Regions from separate parts of the Homo sapiens genome. Here regions 1 and 2 are each linked to region 3. A link is a contact called in ENCODE Hi-C data. All regions are on one chromosome and are shown on one strand. Each heading gives the region's core, a stretch centred on a gene start or an enhancer-like site at or near the end of the contact. The rest is flanking DNA. Distances are from core to core; before and after follow the strand shown. Region 1 holds the start of RNASEL (ribonuclease L). Region 2 has its middle 32 kb from the start of ZNF648. Region 3 holds the start of CEP350 (centrosomal protein 350).

The links. A loop is a pair of places that touch in the nucleus more often than their neighbours do. Pooled maps may share reads with other maps.
Region 1: a pooled map shows a loop between it and region 3 (10-fold over the local background). The contact joins the promoter of RNASEL here to the promoter of CEP350 in region 3. A Hi-C loop is called at or near these places in 5 of 50 pooled maps.
Region 2: a map of naive thymus-derived CD4-positive, alpha-beta T cell shows a loop between it and region 3 (13-fold over the local background). The contact joins the enhancer-like site here to the promoter of CEP350 in region 3. A Hi-C loop is called at or near these places in 1 of 168 maps with a recorded cell type or tissue (naive thymus-derived CD4-positive, alpha-beta T cell), 1 of 37 single-sample maps with no recorded cell type and 8 of 50 pooled maps.

What each region holds. Positions count from the first base shown.
Region 1 is chr1:182,587,875-182,590,574 of GRCh38, forward strand. RNASEL (ribonuclease L) reads right to left here and starts at 1,382. Exons shown (of 7, transcript NM_021133.4): 1 at 1,293-1,382. RefSeq lists an enhancer at 1,098-1,257.
Region 2 is chr1:182,028,481-182,031,204 of GRCh38, forward strand. No RefSeq gene overlaps it. Among named protein-coding and RNA genes, the nearest start is that of ZNF648, 32 kb to the right of the region's middle. RefSeq lists a silencer at 1,248-1,637. Within about 2 kb of position 1,256, at least 30 of the 41 ENCODE cell types and tissues checked have a DNase peak (open chromatin) inside an H3K27ac peak, as active enhancers do.
Region 3 is chr1:179,953,342-179,956,067 of GRCh38, forward strand. CEP350 (centrosomal protein 350) reads left to right here and starts at 1,469. Exons shown (of 38, transcript NM_014810.5): 1 at 1,469-1,801. RefSeq lists an enhancer at 1,165-1,666 and a silencer at 1,454-1,903.

The sequences.
Region 1 (2,700 bases), core at 132-2,631, 2.6 Mb after region 3:
GGTGGAAAAGCAATAAACATTCAGTAGAAACCACACTTCAAGTACACATACAACCATTCTGTTTTTTATTTCAGCATAGCATTCGATAAATACATGAGACATTTAACACTTTATTATAAAATAAGCTTTGAGCTAGATGATTTTGCCCAACTGTAGCCTAATGTAAGTGTTCTGAGCACATTTAAGGTAAGCTAGGATAAGCTATGACGTTCAGTAGATTAGGTGTATTAAATGTGCTTTTGACCTACAATATTTTCAATTTAGGATGGGTTTATCTGTATGTAACCCCATCATAAGTCAAGGAGTATCTGCAGTAGTGAAAAGAGCTTGTACTCTGACCTTAGGGAGATCTAAGTTTGAGCTTGTGGCTGTGTAATTTTTTACTATTACTTCCTGTAACCTTGGATTGTTGAATCTCAATTTTCTATTTCCTGAAATGGAGACAAAAATAAATACAGTCATGTGTGTAAAGTACATTAAAGTATGGAGTGTTGCAAATATTAGCCACTCAATGAATGTTAGAGCTAATTATATCCCGTTATGAAAAAATAAATTGCTTAGTGAATTCTATTCTCCCTACACATGTGCATATAGCTACTACACGAATAGGCAACTGGCAGCTATCAATTTCGTCCAACTGTCAATCAGATCTGAGAATTACAGATCCAGTTCAATCATCAGACAGCCCGAAACTGTTACCTGAATATTTAAATAACTGCATCTGCTATAGAATTCACGAAGCAACCCTTTTTCAGCAATCTCACCACTCTGACAGTTTCAAAGCCTCAGAGGTTAATTGATTAGCCTCTTAGAAGTTTAATTAATTGTGCAACACATACACGATCACCAGGCAATGAAATCTTTGAACCAAAGTGTTTGTGTAGACCGTCCCCATTACAATCAGATGTGAGGTGGGCTGGTATAAACAAAGGAGCCGGGAAGGAGAGGAAATATCAAGGAAGCCCTGAGTGACGCATCAGAGTAGAGAAGAGACGAGCCTGCGGAAGTACTCCAACAGACAATCCTGCTTTCAATTTCACTTTCTCTGTGCGACCTGAGTAAGTCGCAAAGAGATGCCTGAGAAACTGAGGACATGGATAAATGACGTGTGGACTCTGACAGAACTCTGGAAGGGCACTGGAGGAAGATCCTTCCGGGCAGCCAAGGGCTGGGAGCTCCCCTCCCACTTCCCAAGTCCTCCAGCCCCTGGCCTCTCCAGTCTCCAAAGCCCAAGAATTCTTCAGGATCGACTTATCGAGGTTTTCTAGCTTTCCTCCTTCTGCCTGCCTTACCTGCTCAACTCAGACGTCTCAATTATTCCTTTGGCAGCCGCAAAGCCTGGAAGACTGCTTGCAGCCCGAGCAGTTTCCTCCTGCTGCGTCACTGAGTCAGCAGGGCGGAGCCAAGAAAGGAGTGAGGAGTGTGGGAGGGAAAGCAGCCACAGGCTCACTCTGGCACCAGGAGCAAAGCTTCTACTTGCACACCTTCTGGAGGAAAGCAATAGCCACTTTCTGTCTGCTGATGAGGAATGTGATGCCCGGGGTCATGTCACTCACCTCTCAGTCTTGCAGCCTTTCAGGTGGCAGCAGCCAACTGCATCCATCACTCTTGCATCCTTTCTTTGTCATTGCAAATTCTGGTCTTCTTGGAAGAAAGGAATGGAAAGTAAACACATATTGAGCACCTATTGTGTTCCAGACACAATGCTTTACATGCAGCATGGTCCCAGTTAACCCCTGACAATCTTGTTGATTATGAAACGCAGGCTCATAGAAGCTAAGTAAGCCCAAAGCCCAAGCCCTGTCACCTTTCTCAGCTCACTCAACTCACAGCTCTGAGGCAGTGCGGCCTTCTCAGAAGGGTACCGGACTGGCAGTCTGGAGACCTGATCCTACAGCCAGCTCTGTGGCTGCTTAGCTGAGTGACCTCAGGCATGTGATTTAACCATGTAGGGCCTCAGTTCTCTCCTATAACTTGGTTTTGAAGGTTCCTTTCTGCTCTACAAGTTCTGTTCTTGACTATCTTCCTAGCAATGAGCTGTGTACTGTGTACTTAGTGCTGTAGTGGAAAGTATTTCCATCCCCAAAGAATACCCAGTCTTGCTGGGGAGACAAAGCCCTGGGACTTGTGAACAACAAGTAGTGCATGGTCACTTGACGACCACCTGTGTCACACCATCCAGACCCGGGGCCTCTACCACCCCTTATACACCAGGGATTCCCAGGCCTCGCTCTCTAACCCCAGCCTCTCTGCTGAGCTTTAGACCTACAAATCTTGAATATGTGTCAAATGGAAATACTCATCTTTTCCTAAATCTGCCCCTCCTCCCACTTATTCCATCTCCACAGATGGCACCATCACCCGGAGGCCACCCCTCATCCTCATCCCAACACCAAGTCTCTTGCTTTCATCTACAAAGGGATGACCATTCGAGTCCTTGTCATCATTTATAGCAAGAAATTGATGACTTGCTTCCTAGCCCTTCATCCATTGTTCCACCCTGCATCATTGACCCACCATCATTTTCAGGACAAAGTTCAAAAATCCTTAACCCATTATTCATTTAATTAATACTTGTTGGACAGGCGTGGTGGCTCACACCTGTAATCCCAGCACTTTGGGAGGCCAAGGCAGGCAGATCACCTGAGTTCAGGAGTTCAAGACCAGCCTGGCCAACATGGTGAAACCGCGTCTCTACTA
Region 2 (2,724 bases), core at 6-2,505, 2.1 Mb after region 3:
AACATGTGAGTAATACATTGCGGTACAGTGTTACAATGGCTTTGTCGCTAGGTGATAAGAATTTTTCAGCTCCATTATAATCTTATGGGACTAATGTCATATATGTAGTCCATCGATGATCAAAATGTCATTATGGGGCACATGACTATAAATGTACCTCTTGAGGACTGGCCTTTCTGACAGCTTTTTTTTTTAGTTTTGAGGATCAAACCCTTGGGGCCATTGATTCATTGGATCATTCAGCAAATGATCAAATGGGTAATTTGCGGTACAATCTAAGCAAAGGAAAACCTGAAGATGTCCATTTCTTCAAGGAAGCTCTAATCTGGAACAGCAATAAATTCTCTACGCAAAAGAGAAACACTCAAGGCAGTAAGGTAACAGCTCTGAAAGTGCTAAAAATATGGAGGGGAGCGAGCGATAACTTGTATGGTCACCATTGACCTTGCTGATGCAGAAATAAATCATCTTTACTCTTCATTCTCTTGAATTCTCACCTACCCTGCCACCTCATCCAAAATTTGTTAATTCTATGTGCAAAACATCTTTCAAATCCACCCCTCTCTCTTCATCCTCACTGCCCCCATCCTAGTCCACATCAATGCCAGTCTTCTGATTTTCCTGTCCCTAGTCTGATCTTCTCCCAATGCACTCTGCAGAGTGACCTTTATGAAATGTAGATCTGATTATGCCACGTTCCCACTTTAAAAGCCTCTAGAGGTGTGAACCTCTAGAGTCTTCTAGAATCTGACTTCCATTCTCTGTCCAGCTTTATTTCTTGCTGGACTACTCTATGCTCCAGCCATATTGGTCAAAAATTGTTTTAGTTTCTGGAACCTATGGTGATCCTCTCACCGAGGCCTGCTATTTTCTCTTACTGGAACTCTGTCCCCTCCCCTGGGCACCCTCCCGCCTCTGGCCTAGCGAATTCCTTCCATCTTCCGGTCTCAGTTCCTCCAAGAAACCTTCTCACCTAACCCGTCCGGTCAGGGTACTTTCCTTACCTAACACCCACTCCCTCGTTTACTTCTCTTTGGCTGGACTGAAGTTGGGCAGGGCAGGGGCTAGTCTGCCTTCTTCTGGGCCCAACCCTCCCGGCCGGCACCACAGGCATTACAGGTACTCTGTGCACTCAGGCTGCGCAGACCCGCAGCTTCCTATCCTGTAGCTCACTTTCCTCTGAGGCGGGCTGGAGGCGGAGCTTGTCCGCTGGGGGTGGGGCTCAAAGCTGGGGCGGGGATACGGAGCAAAACTTAAGAGGAAGATGAGAAGCCTGGTTGGCCAGGAGGCTTATCTGTCAGGACAGGGGGCGGGGCCTGGGGGGCCGTACCTTTGCTTACCGCGAGTGGGCGGGGCAGGTTTTACCGCCGCGGCCCATCAGCGAAGATCGCTGAGCGGCGCCCGCCTTGCGGGCCTCCAGGACCCGGCCGCCGCCATCCGGTGGGAAGCCGGGTGGCCTGCGGGTGAGGGGGGCGAGGCGGACGGAGGGCACCACACCCCCCGGGGGGCGGGGCGGGCGGAGAGCACCCTACATCCGGGAGCCGGGGCGGCGCCTGGAGAGCGGAGCAGGCAGCGCTTTCTGCCCGCTGAGTGGGTCAGGCGCCGCCCCCTTGTGGTCTCGGCCTGCGGGCAGCCCTTTGGAGCGCGCGGGAACCGGACGCCCGCCCGAGGAGAGAGGATCCAGGAGACCACTCCGGGCGGGATCCGCGGAGCCTGGGGCCGGGCGGTTGGCCCACATTATAAGAGGGCCTGCGTTGCTTCTACCTCAAAGGCTTTAGGGTGTTTGTTAATTCCCCGCCCCCCAACCTGATGATGCTCCAGGTATTTACAGGCAGGTGCCCCATAGGCTGTTTACTGGGAAGCAGAATTGGTGGACTCCGTTCGGGGATATGAGGAAAGATCCATAAGCAGAGAGAATAAAGCCTTTGCACTTACATTTTACTTCTCTTATCCCTCACCTCTACCACCTTTCCCCTTGACCCCCAATGGGCTGCAGGTCACATCATCTTGTCCTTGATATATTCAGAAAATAGAAGCCCCTCAAACAACTTAGAAGCAGTCCCCGCATGTCACCAAATAATAGACCACAGCTGGCATGTGAATGCTACCAGTTAGAGATGTGTAGTAGTTTGTAATTTCCTCATGAATAGTTCAAACTAGAGATTTCTAAATTATTACTAAATTTTAGTATTAATCTAAATATTGTTAATAGATTTTTGTATTATTACTAAATGCATAATCTTTGGAGCAGAAGTTGTGGGAAAAGAAGATTTGGACAAATACCTGACAAGTTACCCGGTATTTTACTTTCTTTGAAGCAATTAAAGAGGTCTGTGTCTTGTCTTGAATAATTAATTTACTTAGGTTGCTGTTTAAAATGCTTTTAAATTTTCAAAACACATCTGTGAGGAGAGGTCTCCACATCTTCAGTTGAAAACTGGAAGAAGCAAAAGGAATAGAGTGTTTATCTTTGAAAAAAGCACACCTAACTAAAATAATAATAAAAAATATGCAGGTGGATAGAAACTCAACAGCTTTCTTCATAGGGTTTGAAACCATAACTGAAGGAAAGGCTATCTGCCATCTCCACTTTGTCTGCTTCTTCAGTCATCTCTCATTATTCAACTTACCTTCTAGTCAGGTCAAATTACAGTTTCTCCAGACTCATATTGCTTTCATATATCTCTTTGTCTTTGTACATAATACTCCTTTACCTTCCTAATG
Region 3 (2,726 bases), core at 219-2,718:
CGGCTCACTGCAACCTCCGCCTCGCAGGTTCAAGCGATACTCCTGCCTCCGCCTCCCGAGTAGCTGGGATTACAGGCACCCGCCACCACGCCCGGCTAATTTTTGTATTTTTAGTAGAGACGGGGTTTCACCATCTTGGCCAGGCTGGTCTTGTACTCCTGACCTCGTGATCCACCCGCCTCGGCCCCGCAAAGTGCTGAGATTACAGGCGTGAGCCACTGTGACCGGCCAGTACGTGTTTCTTCGTTTTAAAAAAGTGAGTATATTTAATAAGGTGGTTGTTTACATTCAGTAAAATAGCGCATGAAAAGCATCTAACACAGGGCTTTAAACAGCAAGACTGGGCAAAACCTAAATAACATTTTCCTTATGTTGTCTTTTTTGCTACCACTTGCACCATACGATTACCCACATTTCCTGTCCCCTCCAGTGCAGCTTCCTGGAGACACTTCACACGTATGCAGGACTTCTGTACATCCTACTCAGGCACAGCTGTAGGCCCTACAAAGAGGGACCATTTACTGCCTCCTGCTGTCATTGATATTCGACAAACATTTATTGAGCACCTACAATGTCCTAGTTACTGTGCTAGGCCATTTTGGGGTATAGAGAGATAAAACAGATCTTAAAGTCTTCACGACACTTAAAGATGAGAAACAGTCTCTGGGTAAATAACTATCGGAGTTCAGAAGGTGGACAGAAGTGGTGGGCGGCGAGTCTGTGTGCAGTGAGCACCTAGCGGAAGATGGCATTATTTGCAGAAGAGAGGTCCTTTAAGCCAAGTCTTGATAGATGATTTCACCACGCGGAGATTGGGAAACGAGGACAAAGATATGAGAAGATATGTTGGCCACAGAGAGCCTCTCAAAGCACTGTTAAAGCAAAGCCAATACTTAATGGGAGGAAACTCCGTTTTACTTGCGTGGAGTCTTAAGTCATTAGATGCATGCTAAACAGAACTGTAACCCTCGCGAATAAAACGGCCACAGTGACAGCAGTGGGTAACGGCAGAGCTGCAACTACTCTGACAGGGGTGACGACTTATTTGGACGACAGTTGGTGAAACATTGTAAACTCTCAGAAGCTGCCGTTTCCAGACTTTGAGTTCATTCTTGTCGAATCCCCAGCTTGTTTTCTCAGCCCGGGGTGAAATGCGCAGCCAAAAGGCCCAATGAGCGTCAAAGCGAAAGGGCAGGGGTGGTCTCTTCTGCGGATATACCTTGGCTCCTCCCAAGTCCTACGAGTTTAAACTTCGACGCACCAAACATGGCTTCTTCGCGGTTCTGCTCCTTGTTTTATTTCGCTCCCACCTTTCGGCCACACTCAACATGGCCCTAACCGAAGGTTGGCATGCCTGTGGCACTGTCTCGGGACAGTTCTCGCGAGGTTTGCCTGGGCCCGACTGCTCCCGCCCTGCCTCGCGCCGCCGCCACAGCCGCTGCCGCTGGCGCCGCTCCTCCTCCGTGTCAGTTGTTGGGCTGTAATGGCGACTGGGCCGCCCCTGACGAAGTGACTCCCGGGCCGGGGAGCGGGGCCAGACCTGCGCCAGAGAGAACTGCAGGGAGCCGCAGCTCGGGGGGTGGCTTGCCCTGAGGGAGGGGAGGCAGCCTTTCCGCCTTGTCTTCCTTCCCAGCGGACCGGCGGATCCCCGGAGCCGGTGCGAGGAGGGCACCCGGTGCGTCCCCGGAGCGGGGAGGCCAGGCCGGGCAGCCCTGGGGCCGGTCGGGGCGGCGTCACTGCACCCTCCGCCAGGCTCCGCGGGATGCACCGTGGTAGCCGAGGGCGGAGGCGACACTCTCAGGTGAGCTCCTGTAGGACCTGGCTGGGACCGCGGAGTCTCGCTCAGCCTCAACTGTCTCTGTCCGCGGTCCCGGGTCCCCGGTGGCGGCAAGAGAGGCGGGGCCGGGCGCGGAGAGTCTTGGCCCTGCTTGGCGTCCCCCTCGGGGAACCTCCCTGGGTTCTGAGGCTTTTCGGGGACCTAGGTTTCGGGTCCCACCAGTGCCTGCTGAAGACGGAATTTCCTTCCTTACGTGCCAGTGTCCTCCCGCCTCCTCCACCCCTCCTCTAGCCTGCAGAGGTAAGATACCTCTAGCCTTTGCTGCCCGGAGAAGTGTCCCTTCTTCATCTGGCGATCAGGCGTATTTGGGGAGATTCCGGGGACTGGCTCCAGTGGCAGGGATGATCAGTTTCTGTTCCTTTTCAGTGGGGATCACATTCTCAAGTATAGGGAAAACTTTGATCTACTCTAGTCTAGCGGCTGCTGAAGGTAGTTTATTCACAGATAATTTGGGGAAAGATTTAAAAGGCTTTATGTTTTGGAAGTTGTCAGTATTTTCCTCTGCCTTTTAAATGCAGCTCAACATGCTAAGTAATATTTAGCTAATGTCACAAGATATGAATTGGAATTTGCCTGGATTTTAAATATTCAGATAGAAAGTTGCACATAGGCATAGATTTTAATGTTTTAATGCAGTAGCAAATCCTTCATATGGGAAAAAACAGGTTGTCAGAAATAGTGATCAATATCCATGTACTCCACCTGATTGTTTTGTTTTGATGGTGATCCTTGTTTTGAATTTGGGGAAGTCGTTATTGTTGCCATGTTAACGATACCTCCTGCCCTGTATTTGAAGAGTTTTAAAAGAAAGACTATCTTTGGCAGAGCTAGTAACAATCTGAAAAGTTCTGTAGAAACAATGATAAAATACTAAAAGTTGCCCTCCATT